3 separate regions of the Mus musculus genome follow, and regions 2 and 3 are each linked to region 1. The links are chromatin loops, found by intact Hi-C in ENCODE. Cell type or tissue: left cerebral cortex. All regions are shown on one strand. Each heading gives the region's core, and the rest is flanking DNA. Links, peaks and the distances in the headings are about the cores only.

What was found. Hi-C counts contacts between places; a loop is a spot of excess contacts. Peaks named below come from ENCODE experiments on the same cell type or tissue, not always from the same donor. Only the 100,000 strongest peaks of a DNase experiment are listed, where the experiment ranks them.
Region 2: a loop joins it to region 1, with 2.5 times the contacts of the local background. A loop is called at or near these places in 2 of 42 quality-filtered maps.
Region 3: it touches region 1 in a loop (2.7-fold over the local background); 2 of 42 quality-filtered maps call a loop at or near these places.

The regions. Positions count from the first base shown.
Region 1 is chr11:71,936,619-71,941,195 of GRCm38, reverse strand. 4930401O10Rik (RIKEN cDNA 4930401O10 gene) reads left to right here and starts at 1,074. Exons shown (of 5, transcript NR_045942.1): 1 at 1,074-1,289; 2 at 1,417-1,623; 3 at 1,726-1,842. In left cerebral cortex, for the core only: no CTCF peak of the experiment used is centred there; a DNase peak (open chromatin) is centred at 2,022.
Region 2 is chr11:71,817,957-71,822,533 of GRCm38, reverse strand. Gm34127 (a long non-coding RNA gene) reads left to right here and starts at 817. Exons shown (of 2, transcript XR_388818.1): 1 at 817-1,040; 2 at 4,266-4,456. In left cerebral cortex, for the core only: no CTCF peak of the experiment used is centred there; DNase peaks (open chromatin) are centred at 1,509, 1,794 and 2,440.
Region 3 is chr11:71,649,796-71,654,372 of GRCm38, reverse strand. It overlaps Gm33964 (a long non-coding RNA gene), which reads right to left and starts at 4,354. Exons shown (of 4, transcript XR_879992.2): 1 at 3,892-4,354; 2 at 3,174-3,248. In left cerebral cortex, for the core only: no CTCF peak of the experiment used is centred there; DNase peaks (open chromatin) are centred at 1,406, 1,809, 2,175 and 2,394; H3K27ac peaks cover 1,941 bases.

The DNA.
Region 1 (4,577 bases), core at 948-3,447:
TACTTCTGGAGAATCCGGAAGAATCAGTGGTCCCTGACTCAAGTCCCTCAATGTCTTCCAGGTGAGGAGACCCAGCCACAGTGCTGGGATTAGGACATGGGTGTCTTGAGAAGCTGCTCTCTGGCTCACCATACACGCAGAGGAATTTCTTCTGGCTTTCCTTCAGCATGGTGCCAGAAGGCAGAATGATGTAATGGCAGAGGTAGACTTTTGCAGCAAAGACTAAGTAACCCTGCCTCATCGATAGGGCTTTCTATAGGAGAGTGGGGCTTAGGAAGGAACACTCCTGCTCTCTTAGGCTCTGTAAGCAGGGGATGAATTTTGCTTGAGTGGTCCAGCAAGATATTCTGTGTGGAGTGGGATTCTAGACTAACTAGCCCCAGTGATCTTGTCCAATTTTAGGTCTATTACCTTCACACCAGTCTTTAAGGATGCCATTCCAGTTGTCTGCTTCATGACCTAGGTTATAATTCCACAAGGTACAGGAATATCTAGGGCTGAGGCGTCATTCCCTGCAGGCCCCTGTGGTGCTTTGCTCAGCTGAGGTACAGGTCAGCTACAGTTCCTGAAAGTTAACACCACCAGGAACAGCCAAAAAGAAATGGATGGATATATAACCAAGTCCCTCATTCCACTGGCACAGCCCCAGTCACAGTCCCATCTTCGTGCTGAGGCCTTGAGAACAGGCTCCACCTCTCAGCTGTTGCTCCCAGAGCTACACGATGATGGGGAGAGAGAGGCTTTTGTCACACGTTTCATCAGGAGTCACGTACTTATTACTGACATTCATTTTGCCTTGACTCTCAGCACGCAGCTTGTGAACAGCAGGCTGCTCTGTTGCTCCTAAGGTTTCTTAGCCTGTCCATCTACACTAGGGCTGGGGCACTTGTGATCAGCAGTTCAGTTGTTGCCTGCTGCAAACCTTCCTTCTTTTTTAGCCCCAAGAAAAGCCAAGCATATGAGGTCATATGGTGGTAGGTAAGAGTATTCCTTTTGTCATATGTGCTTTGTGAGCTTTGTCTGTGACCTCAGGGTCAGTCCTGGGGTCTGGCCCAGCACCTCAGTGTTTGTGATGTCATAGATAGATGCCTGCCCCTTCTCTTTGTGGGCATGTAGTCTTTCTTTGATCGCAGCCTCTTTATACCCACAGATTCCCCCAAGTTAACAACTCGTTGAGTGTTTACTCTGGGGACTTCTTGTTTGGGCTCATCTTCAGCTACCTCGAATATGTGGAATGATTTCAGGCTAAGATGGATCCAACCAACTTTCATCCATGCACCCTGTTCTGGGTGAGGGTCTGTGGGTTTCCAGCCCTAACGTCTTCCAGCAAACAGCATTAAGTCTCCCTGTTTCCTTGCTCTCCACCAATTTCATTGGCTTTCAACTTTTTCTCTTTATTTAATTTTCCTGTCCTAGGGCTGAGACAGTAAGGAACATTGCAAGCTACCATTAGATTTCTGTTTTTCCTCATGACTCTCCTCTGGCATCCTTAAGCAGCACTGGGCAAGAAGAGCCAGTGGACCAGCTCTGCCAGGATCTATCCACCTTCCCATCTCATAGCCCAATCTCCATCTCAGAAGCCAAGAAATCCATGCCTGTTTCCTCTGGTATCAACCATTCACGGTTAGATGCAAACAGTGACCCCATTTCTCAGTTCTATATGGGGGTAGGTAAGGAGAGTAGAAAGCCGGTTGTCTTGTCTAAGACCCCTGCTTCCCTCCACAGGAATCCTCCTGCCAGCCCTTGGTGGTGTAAATGGCAGATGGGAACAGATGACTGTGGCCTCTCAGCATCCTGCCTTCCTGTGGTCCTGGGGCAAGTCCAGCGTCAGAGGGAGAACAGGTCAGAGTGGCCATAGAACCTTTCAGAAATAGCTGGGCCTGGCAGAGGGCAAGCACTCACTAGAGCTCAGCCAGTCTGAGTCCAGCAACCTCCTCCGCCTTGGAATGAGAGCAGGTTCTAAATCCTCGTCTCCGTTGCTGCCTGCTCGGCTTGGGGCCCACAGCAGATGGTGAGGTGGGCCCCACTGGGTCTGGAGCGTGGGTTTTGAGAGTGCTAATGTTTCTCAGATCTCCTTTGTAGATCATCAACTGTGACAACAGTACAGCTTGGGCCAGGAAGTGAAAAGGCACTGCTTGTGGCAGGAGGGGCTGCTTCTTAATTAAGGCACCTCCTCAGCCTGCTGATGACAGCCGTGGGTTGGAAAGAGTCTATGCACCTGCCTATGACCAGGAGGCTGGGGATACTCTAGGACCACGTCCAAGTGGGGTCCAGCCCCTGCATCAGAATAAGAGGAGAAATGGCATCTTTTCCTTACTGAGCATTGCTTATACTTCTATCCAATATGGCACACTCTCATTTCTGTCTATCCCGTTGGTTATGTGTCTCTAAAAAGTCATTTTTAATACACTTATAACAGGAGAGTGCTTTAAAAAATCTATACATGTGTAATAAGCAATAGTCAGAAAGTGGAACTCAGAACTTGTACATCAACTTGTACATTTGATGCTGATGTGAAGCTCATTTAGCAGATGAGAAAGTTAAGGCAAGAGGCTGAAGCCCATAGAGCTGGCCACAGAGTGAGTTAGATCTCAAGGTTACTATTGGGCAAATCTGCATCCCAAGCCTCAGTCCATTATGAAGAACAGGGCAGGTCTGTGTACCTCAGAAGATCCCAGTGAAGACAAAGGAAAATGACATGGACAGCAATTCACAGCCAGGAACCGGCCATGTAGTGATGGTGTCAGGACTATTTGCATGCCTATGTGAATTGTGTTATGTGTTAATTTCGGTAGGATATACCACCAAATGTTATTTGGCCAGACATTACTGGCAACATTTCAGTTTTTTTAACATGAAAAAGCAACATTTAAACAAGTAGATTTTGAGTAGAGGTGATTGATTCCCCTCTATGAATAACATGGGTGGGCCTTATCCAGTCAGTTGATGGCTTCAAAGCAAAAAGACAGCTCCCCCACAAGTGGATGGAATTCTGATAACAGATCACATCTACACTCAACTACAGCCCGCCCTGGGATTTAGGCCTGCCAATTTGCCCTGTAGACTATGGGCTTATCAAGTCTCCATCCATGGTCAAGTGAACTGATTCATTAGACTCCATAAGTCTCTGCTCCCTCCCTCCCTTCCTCTCTCTCTCCCTCTCTTCCTCCCCCTCACCCCCTCTCCCCCTCTGATTTCTGTCTTATTAGTTACTGTCTCAGAAGAACATTTGCTGATACATGTACTAGTACAGGAATACTTTAATAATGTGTAGTTCTATTAATGTGGAATAATATGCAACAATCAAGAAGGAGAACTTATATCCATTTTGTTTTGTTTTTAAGAAAAGACTTGTTATTTCCTGTTTGCATGTGTGTTTCTCTGTGAGTGGAGAGGTTGGAAGGTGCACACATGAAGAAGGATGAGGAAGCAGGGGTGTCCTTAGGACCAGGGAGGGTGCTTGGCTCCTTTATTTCTTTACCATGAGATTTTAGGACACACTACTGTTGCCGTTATAGTGATGTTAAAGAAGACAAATTTGATAAGAGATTGTTAGTTGTGGATCTTCCTTCTCCCCCCAGTGTTCACAGGCAGGAGGTATAGGACAACAGAAACTTGCCCCAGTCTCTGTTTTATTGTGGTTTTTATGGTGATGTCCTGAACCTACTCATATTCCAATGTTCTTGCCTGCTCAGACCCTGGCCAAGAGGGTTTTAAAGGCATTAGCCTCCATCCCCTGGAGGTCTGTCTGGCATCTGGGTAACCTTAGTTGTCCATTGGGATATCTAAGGGAGGGAAAGCATGGGCTCCACTGCTGGAGGGCACCAACCTGCAAGCCCTGTGTTCCAAAGCTTGGAAATGTCAGCGCAGAGAGTCCATTGGGCCAGCCGCTGTCCCAGGTGCTGAAAAGCCAACCGCGGCTGAATTTTCACTTAACCATCAGCTGTGACCAAAAGTTGGCGAGACAGAAGCTGCATGTTTGGGAAGTTTAGGAGAACAAGATTCAGGTCAGAATGCCTTGAATTTGGCCACAGGACCAATGTGACATCACCCGGAAAATGTCAAGCAGCTTGAACCCCTGGGTCTCCATCCTTTCATAGGGTCAGCTGCTGACAATTGGAATTGACTGTTGATTTGACTGACTCAGCTGAATCAATGCATCACTTGATGTTGCTGCCAAGAGCAATCTCAACCTCCACTTCTACAGAGGGCAGGGTCCTTACCCCCAGAGAGCATGCAGGATGCCAAAGGGAAGCGAGAACCCCTAGTTCCTCCAAAGCCAGCTTCCTTACAGCCTGTCCATCAACACACATTTACCTGAAAGGCACTCACTGTTGGCAATCCCAGAGGCAGCCCTGCTCAGCAGCCAGAAATGGATGGGAATCACACATTTCAGGCAAGCAGAGGATGTTACCTATAGCACAAGAAAGGGACTCTGTGTAGAACACACTTCAGAATGCTCCACAGGGAATGATAATGCTGGTACCTGAGTTCAAATACTTGCATTGTTTTTAGAGTCATAGTTGGAAAATTCTCTAATAGTAATATAGGATGAACAGTTGTTTTCTGAGTCAGGC
Region 2 (4,577 bases), core at 1,027-3,526, 120 kb after region 1:
TAATGATAGGGAAGTGTTTCAGGTCAGCGAATGTTCATTCTGTTTGATAGATATTCCTTCTCAAGGTCACCAATGGTTTTGATAGCTGCTGAAGGCCAGGTCCATTAAGGCGTTTCCTGAGGCCCTGATGTATGGAGAAGGAACATAGCTCCTTCTCAACACCAGGACTATGCTCAGCCTAACTAGGAACAGCTTGTGGCCAGGGCTGGGGAGCTTTTCCCTGAGAACCCGATGTGCAAAGAAGAAACACAGCTTCTCATCTAAAACCAGTTATAGGCTTGGCAGAGGCAGTTATGGCCTGGGGCCAGGGACCTGGGGGAGAACACAGATCTTTCCACCCTAAAGGGCTGCCATCCTCAGTCCCAGGGCTGCCGTATACTCTTTTGTGACGCACGCTTTTGAGATACCAGGATTTCTGTTTCTTCAACACTACTTGATTAGCTTCTCACTGACTTCTTCCCATTGTATGTGAGCCCTTTGCTGACATTGTCCCATTTTTAATTTCAAGAAAACTGTATATAAAATGATATATTTCTTAATAAACTTGGCTCTCTCTACCTTTCTCTCTCTCTCTCTCTCTCTCTCTCTCTACCTTTCTCTCTCTCTCTCTCTACCTTTCTCTCTCTCTCTCTCTCTCTCTCATACACACACACACACACACACACACATACACACACACACACACACACACAAATACACACATATTGTCTTGGTCTGAACATAGTGGAGATTCAGGAATGGCTCTCTACTTGGCCAGCCTCAGCTGTGCCCTGGCTCTGGGTGGAACTCAAAGTGCCAGCCCAGACACTGGAGCCTTCCGCCCAGACACTGGAGCCTTCCGCCCAGACACTGGAGCCTTCCGCCCAGACACTGGAGCCTTCCGCCCAGACACTGGAATCCAGCCGTCTGCTCCGAATCCTGCTCATGCCTCTTCAGTTCTTTTCTTCTGAGGTCTCCCTTCTTCCAGCCACTGTCTGCTGCCTTCCTTCTTGAGGTTACTGGGATTTTCAGAAGACGTATTGCTGATGTTTCCCTTCTAGGTAATGAAAGGGGCTGTTCTCCTGTTCCCCGGTGCCTGGGTCTTAATTTGTAAATGCGGCTGATTAACAGTTTCAGGAGGTCGAGCCATCAGTAGGACCTTCTGAAGCTGCTGTGGTTCCTTAGTGTCTTGGCTTCTTCTCTCATTGTAAACAGTCTGACAAAAAGCTATTGAAGGGGGAGGGGCTTATTCCACTCCCCGTTCAAGATGGATAGCCAGTCCATCAAGGTGGGAGAGTCAAGGCGGCAGGAGCTTGAAGCAGCTGGTCACATTTCATCCACACGCAGGAAATAGAGGGGCAACTGCAAACACGGTAGTGCTCAGCTCACTTATCTGCTCCTCGGAGGAACCTATGTGTCAAGACTCAGCAGTGTGTGGGGCCCTGCTGTGCGCATGCTCAGGTTGCTCAAGCTCAGCCACCCCCAGCCAGTGTGGTGCTCAACAGGTGCTGCTTCTGTTTGCTTAAAACATTTCAGGGCGGAACAGAAACACAGCGGCTCAGGCACAGGCTGTCTGCCATTTGTAGTTGAGCGGGAGCCGGGGCTTCCAAACACATCCTTATGCAGAGATCGTGGCATAATTAGTATAATTATTAGGAGGTTAATGAAGCTGGGAGCAGCATATCAAGCACGCATTTAAACAAAACCTTTTTTAAAAAGTGGGTGGAGAAAATTTGCCTGCTCAACTTTCTCTCTCCTCTCTCTTACAATTGGGATTTCAGAGGTTGTAATTGGTATGTGGGAATGAGAACTTAGCAAATGTTCTTGCCAAACTCTGGCTCTTTACTCCCAGGACCATCTGTGGCATCACTCAGCTGGATGATATACATACTTCTCTAGCTGTTCCTTATCTAGCCTGTGGCTAGTGCTGGTAACCCTACTCCCTTAATATGTCTGGACTTGGCCCTCAGTTTTCCCTCCACGATCATTGTTCAAGGTAGAGGGAGCCACGTTCTCCCATGGATGACACCACCTTGCACTAGTTCAAGTCTTCCTCTCAGAGCACCTTTTTCTTAGGCAGGGTACCTTAAGCAGACCCTGAGATAGAGTCCTTATGAGGAAATATTCCCACAGACATCCAGGAGTGGAGAGTGGAGACTGGACTGGGAAGAGAACACGTGGAAAGGTGGTCAGGTAATAGGTTCTATCTTAATCTGCTATACCTGAGGCTCTGGGTGCCACTGTGAACAGCTCAGGTCTTGCTCAGAGTCATTCTTATTTGAACCAGGTGAAGAAGCTGTATGCCGAGGTACAGGCAACATCAATTATAGGCTGGATCGTGCCTTCCGATCCCTGAGCCAAATGACCCAAGCTGCTGTCGGATATTTGAATTTTCAGAGGAAAACACGGCATCAGCTGCCAGACACCCACTCTCAAGACAGTTCCGTTTAAGCATCAGATTGTCCTACATTCCCTTGAATGACGTCACATCTCTGTGATGCTGGGTGTGAAGCAGCAGCTGGGATCAAAAGCCCGGACCTGGTAGAAATCAGCTGGAACAGGGAATGAGGGCAGCCAGCACCCAGTCAGATTCCAAGCAGGGAAGAGTTTAGGCAGTGGCAAACAGGCACGTGCATCCTGTCAATACACAAATGAGGTTATTTATGGGTAAAATTGACATGTTATTTTCTGCCTTCACTTTTATGTATCATTACAAGTGGTGGTTGCAGCATTAGGCTATAAATATTGTTAAAGCTATTTGACCCATGCTACTAAATAGATGCAACTGATAGTTTGGCTTTTTTTTTTTTCCGTTTTGTTTATGTCAAGCTTTTGGCCTTAGAGTGAGTTCTTTGTGAAATGACTAAGACACCTGGGCTTCAGTGAACTGGGAAAGTTTGGGAAGCCCTGGGTAAAGGGCTACCCCGGAGTGGATGTAAGTTTCTAAGCCCTCAGGCTGTCTGTGTCAAGGGCAAAGGGGCCTCCAGAAGCCCCAGGGCAGCCTTCTGGCGAAGAGACCCTGGTGGAGCTGCTGGAAATGAAGACAGCTAGAAGTATGTAGAAACACATACACACACACACACACACACACACACACACACACAAAGAGAGAGAGAGGGAGAGAGAGAGCAAGAGCGAGCCTCTAATGGGAAACATGGAGACAGTACCTACAATATCAGTGTACCCAAGCTGTAAGGTGTGCGTTACAATGGCCTGGAGATCCTGTTCAATGTAGTTCCTACTGAGGGTTCCAGGGACCTGAGTGCCTGTGTTCATATTGCACTCCAGGCTGTTGTCGTGGCCATTGGCTCTGGAGTCTGACAGCTCTGAGCTAACCAGGCCCTTCCCCCACACTTACCTAGTTGCCCTTCCTCCCTCAGTGACTGAGTGCTCTGGACAGTAAGTGTTTTGGATCAATGAACTTAGAGCATGAACATAGGCAGAACAGAGTCTAGAACCATCAGTGGTGTGCCAGCATCCTGGGACTGGGAACTTCCTGGATGGGAAGGTTCTTGGACAGATATGGTGGCCTAAGCCCATTTTACAAACAGGAAAATAGAGGCCTGGGAAGGAACAAAAGCATGAGGCCAGAACTCAGAACACTGGATCCCATACTCAGGACAATGGCCATTTCCTATAGTTGGTGTGTCAGTACAGAGCATCTCGAACCCCAGATATAGAAAGAAGATAGATATGGGCAGTAAAGTCCCCACTAAGATACCAGGAGTTGAAGTTCACAGACGAGTCTGAATAAAATACTGTGTGTGTGGGGGGGGGGGGGCGGGATTACTACGATATTTTAAAGTCACTTTGTCCCAGATGTAAGGCATCTTCCCAGAAGCTGGGCATGAGCAGTCTCCTGCCTTGATGGGCAGGAATCAGGCATTGCTGATGAATGGACCTTGGTGACAAAGTGTGATTTTCCTCCCTGGCTTACCAGCCAGCATGGGATGCTGGCAGCAGTCGACTTCTCAGAGAGACAGAGAAGCTATCTAGGTCTGCTAACTCTCTCAGGCTTCTCCATCCCCATCAAGATCATGAGCTAGAGTTTGGTCTGCATAGGCATGGAGGGGACAGAAGAAAGGAAGCGGGGTCACAGTGCATTCTAGTGACAGAGGATCAATTTGGACCCTGGTGTTTCCTCCCGGGTAGCGAGGTATGTGTGGCATTTCCCATTCCTCTCATTTTACTCCTGGTGGTCAAATGGAGCACCTGGTCTCTTCCCATGTGACCTTATCAGACTTCCCAGTCGAAGAGGTTGGAGTTCACTTCCTTTCCATTGATAGGAGTCCTGGCCAGCACTGTTAGGAAGTTGCCTGTCTTGGCATGGAATCTTGCCATCTCTCATCTACTCTGAAGAATAAGTTTATGATCACCATCCCAGAGGAAGGAAGAGGAGACCCCAGAAATGGACCAAAACAGTCTGGCACGAAACCCACAGTGACCATATCTGCCAATAAAGAGACTTTTGCTGTCATTTCCTGAACTTGTGGGTCTTTTGTTATGTGACATTATGGTCACAATATCTGACAAATGGACTTTGGGGTCTCTAATTAGTTGCTTATATGAATCAGCAGCCAAGGTTTTTCTCATCTGTA
Region 3 (4,577 bases), core at 1,111-3,610, 290 kb after region 1:
GAAGACAAATTTACCACTCCTTTTCAGAAAAAATACTTCCAAGATGGGTCCATGGACATAAATGTAAAACCTCAAACTGAAAATAAAAGTCTTAGAAAACATTATAAAAGAAAATTAAAATAATTTAGATGTCTTTCAGTTCAATGATGACATGTTACAACACACCAGAGAAAATTACAAAAAAAAAAGAGTTGATAAGTATAATTTGACAAAAATTTTAATTTCTGATCTGCAAAATATACCTCAAGGAAATAAAGGGGTCTCAAAGGTTGATCATGTCAAATGATGGCAAGATCTTAGGGACCCCAGGTATTCCTAGTCCCTGCTGATGGCAACCCAGTAAGGTTTGGCTACCTTGGAACTCAGCTCAGAAAAGTGAAAACTTCATTCCTTGATAGTTACTCAAAGGGACTGAAAACTTATATCTATATATATGTATAAAAACACCCGAACATGAGTGTTTTTAGAATTTTTATTCAAAATTGCCCAAAATTGGAAGTAACCAAGATGTCCATCAGTTGGTGAATGGATAAGTGAGCTGTGATAAATCTAAGCAATGAAATATTATCCAACAACCAAAAGTAATGTGCTATCAAGCCATGAGAAGACACAGGAAAAACTTAAATTTGTATCACTAACTAGAATAAACTGGTATGGAAAAGCTTGTATGTTTATTATATAATGTCAACTGTATGACATTCTGTAAAAGGCAGTATTATGGGAATGGTCAAAAGATTAGCAGCTACCAGGGGTCAGGGTAGAGGGAAGGATGTTCAGGATGATGAAACTACCTCATAATTCTATAATGACGGACATTGTAAATCTGCTAAACTCAGAGTGAGTGGAGTGAACCCTGTTATAAATTGGAGAGACACCAGATCCATAATTATTAAACACTTTCCACTCTGATGGGACAAGTGATTTCTATCTAGCGATGTTGGGATTCATACAGGTCCAGGAAAGCTGACTCTATTGCCTGTCATTCTGGGATGCTTATCCTGGGTAGACAGGACCTCCATCCGTCAGGTGGAAGCCAAGGTGAGTACCTGGCCAGGGTTGGCCTGATCAGAGCAGTGGTGTCCCTTGCAGTGGCTCTTGGGACAAGGCTTCATTTCTCCTTTTTGTGTGGATGAGAGGACAACCCACTCAGCTGGCCTGGAGAGAAGCCAACCTTAGGGACAAGCGACCAAGAAGATGGCTCTAAACAGCATGCATTTGTACACAGAATCTCTACCTTTTTCCTCAATTTTCCTCGGAGCCTAAAATGCCCTAACAAGCAGTCTCCTTTAAACAAAAGAAAAACAACTGACAAATTACTTGAATATTCAACAAAAGAGAAGTAGTTATGCAAAGAAAACCCAACAGCAAAACATTATGCAACCACGGAACTGACTACAAAGATACTATTTTTGAGGGAAAATGGCTCTGACAGAAAATTATACATTTGGAATGTGCGAGGATGCGCAGATACCAATAGAGAACACCTGAGTGAAGGAATTCAAATGACTGCTGCTTTTCTGGGCTATACTTTTCTTCACCATCTACGATGCTCATATACTACTTTTAATGAGAAGAAAACGATTTGCTGCCTTCCGTGGGCCCTTGAGGAGTTGATTTCCTCAACTCTGCACCCCTCATTAACCAGGTTGAGCTTTAGGAAGCTGGTCCAATGTGCTCCCTCCCAGTCCCTGCCTAACACAGCCCAGCAGGGAAGTCGTCTGGATGAGACTCGAGATCCAATAAAAGCACTACAGCCGTGCCTTCTCCTTGGAGCTTTTGCTACAAATTCTCAACACAGCAGATGAGCAACCTCCCCAAGCCTTTGACTCCTCTGCACTGCCGAGTTCTCTTTGCATGCACATTCTGGATACATGGAAAACATCCAGACTATTACTAACCAGGGCACTCTAGGTGCCTTCGACTGAGCTCCTTGCACTTTTGAGCCCAGGTCCTCACAGGTCACCATAAAAGATGAATACAGATTGAGGATGTTTTCAAGAAACACAACAGCTAGAATGGAAATCTAACACAACTTGCCTTCAACAATAAAGGAAAATTCCGGAGGTGGCAGGCTTTAGGCACAATGTGATCCAATTGTTCTGGATGGCTCAGAGCCCTCGCTTTGTTTTCTCCAAGTTCTTGGCTCTATTTTGTCCTCGGGCTAGCTTATTTCTGGGCCACAGCAACTGAGTAGGCTGCTCTCTCATTCACACAGTGCCCACTCAGAAGAGAGGATGCCTCTCTCAAGAACCCCAGAAGAACCCCTTGCTCTGGCTGGGCCGGGTCTGACTAGACATTCACTGTGAGCTGTGACCTGAGGGGTGGAGGAATGGACAAATCTACACAAGTCAGGTGTCCCAGCAGGCTGGTAGTATAGTCACTTTCCTCCAGAGTCATGTGGGTTCCAAGACAGAAGTTACCACCTCCACTTAGAGGAAACTGGAACCAGAGGAGGCTCCCACACATGTCCATCATGGCAATGCTGTTCTGTGAAACTGCTCCTTTGCAAATGTAGACAAAGAGTTGTTTTTGCCAGCATTAACAGCCAGACTTTTTACTCAGAAAATGCTTATCATCAACTTACAGATCTAGTTACATGGAGCATTTTAATATTCGTAATTGAATTTTTATATAAAAACATTTCTTATTTCATTGTTTCTGGCACTTCAAGGAAATGAATATCTCAAGAATATTGATTCAAAATACTTCAATAGCCCAAGAAAATAAAGATTAGGAAACTAATTATAGCTTTTCCTTTTGAAAAGAAAAGATGAGTTTAATAAACAGGCCAATGAAATCGATGTATGAAGATGGACTCCCTCCTGGAGGCCTTATTAGCATTTTCTAAGTTCTCCCCTGTGCCCTGAATGTCCTTTCTCTTTCCCATCCACTGAAAATCACCTCTCATGTCAGCAGCCCCTTCACATAGCCTCTTTTCGGGTCATCCCCACTGTTCTCTCTACTGCTGTACCCCTTAGTCTCTCCTGTGAGTGTACACTGGTCCTGGTACTCTCTCTCTGCCTCAAAGAATGTTCACTACCACCTTGTCTGCTACACCATAAAACATTGTCATTTCATAGAGGAAGGATTCAGACAAGGGAGGATGCTAATCAGGGAGAAGTCCCTCGAGAATGACCAAGGGATTTTCAAACCCAATTCCCAGCAAATCCTACCACATCAAGTGGTCTCCAGTGAACAATATTCTGCAGAAATTGGAGGATAAGAGCTGTGATCCAGGCGGGTACTCACTGGGTAGAAGAAGAGGAAGAAAAAGAGTCAGGGATGAAAGTAGAACAAAGCAACAAGGAAACCCAGATCCTGCCAGGAATCCCTGGGTGGGGTTTAGAGATGGGTTTGGGGTTTCTATCCATAACAGGAACCCTGAACAACTGGTCCCTCATACCTTGAAGTCTCATGTGATGGAATAGACACCCAAGAAGTAATTAGACACCTGAAAAGTAGGTTGTCATTTGGTTATAAAGGGTCATAGAGAATTTTAATTCTCTCTCTCTCTTTACCCCATCTCCATCCCTCCCTCCCATCTCTTCCTCCCTTGATCTTTCCACCCCCTTTCCTTTCTTTCTTCCTTTCATCTCCCCTTTCTTCCTCTCTCTACCCCACAAATAAGCTAAGGAAAGGCCACCCTCCTCGGTTACCCTGGTTCTCCCACCTCTTCTGGCCTTCTGAAAGCTGGTAACTGTATGCTGCTGCCAATCCAGTGTACCAGCAGTTCCTTGGACATTTATATCAAGGACCAGCCAAGCTCACTCATCTAAATGCCTTCCATACCTACGTTTGTGCCGGAAAGGCAGAGCCTGGCATTGCAACAGACAATAGGCGATCCATAATCCCAAGAGCATTTACTCTTACCCACTGCAAAAGGTTACTTACCCTCTTCAGCCTTGGCACTCTTCGGAGAGAGAGTTGACTACCCCAGTGACCTTTCTGCCTCTCCCTGACGTCTCCAAGGACGACCCCAGTGTGGCTTCCCAGGTTCGCCTTGTATACAGTGTTTCCACCAACGAAGCACCAGTTTAAGAGACTCTCACCTGGACATTAACTCACCTTGCCCTGAAATGCTGACAGGACTTAGACATCCTGGTCCCATAAATCATTCCCCTAACAAAACACAAAATCATCCTTCAGATACCCTTTCACTCAAAGTGTTTGTCCACTGCTAGCTGATCTGACCCAGCTCTTACAAAACTCCTGGACACCCCCCCCACCCCACCCCCCCACACACACTCTGACCACCAAAAGAAGCCACCAGCTTTGGGAAACTCATTTGAAAATTGAAAAAAAAAATGCTGACAGCATCGCTCCTCTTTCTGAGTGCTTTCTCTTCTTACAGAATAAGACAGAAAGTTGAAGCTGCTATTCAGACGAGAAAATTCCCTTTTGTAGTTCAAACAAGGAGAAGAGGCAGCATAAAGTGTGCTCTCGGAAGCTAATCAGCCCTGCTGCTCAGCCCTGCCATTTGGACTCAAGGGAAGAAGGCACTAGTTTGAAAGGCATCCTGGAGAGCAGGGGGCCTGGCAGTGGCTTTGAAGCAATTTTCAAAGCAGGTAGAGTCTGGT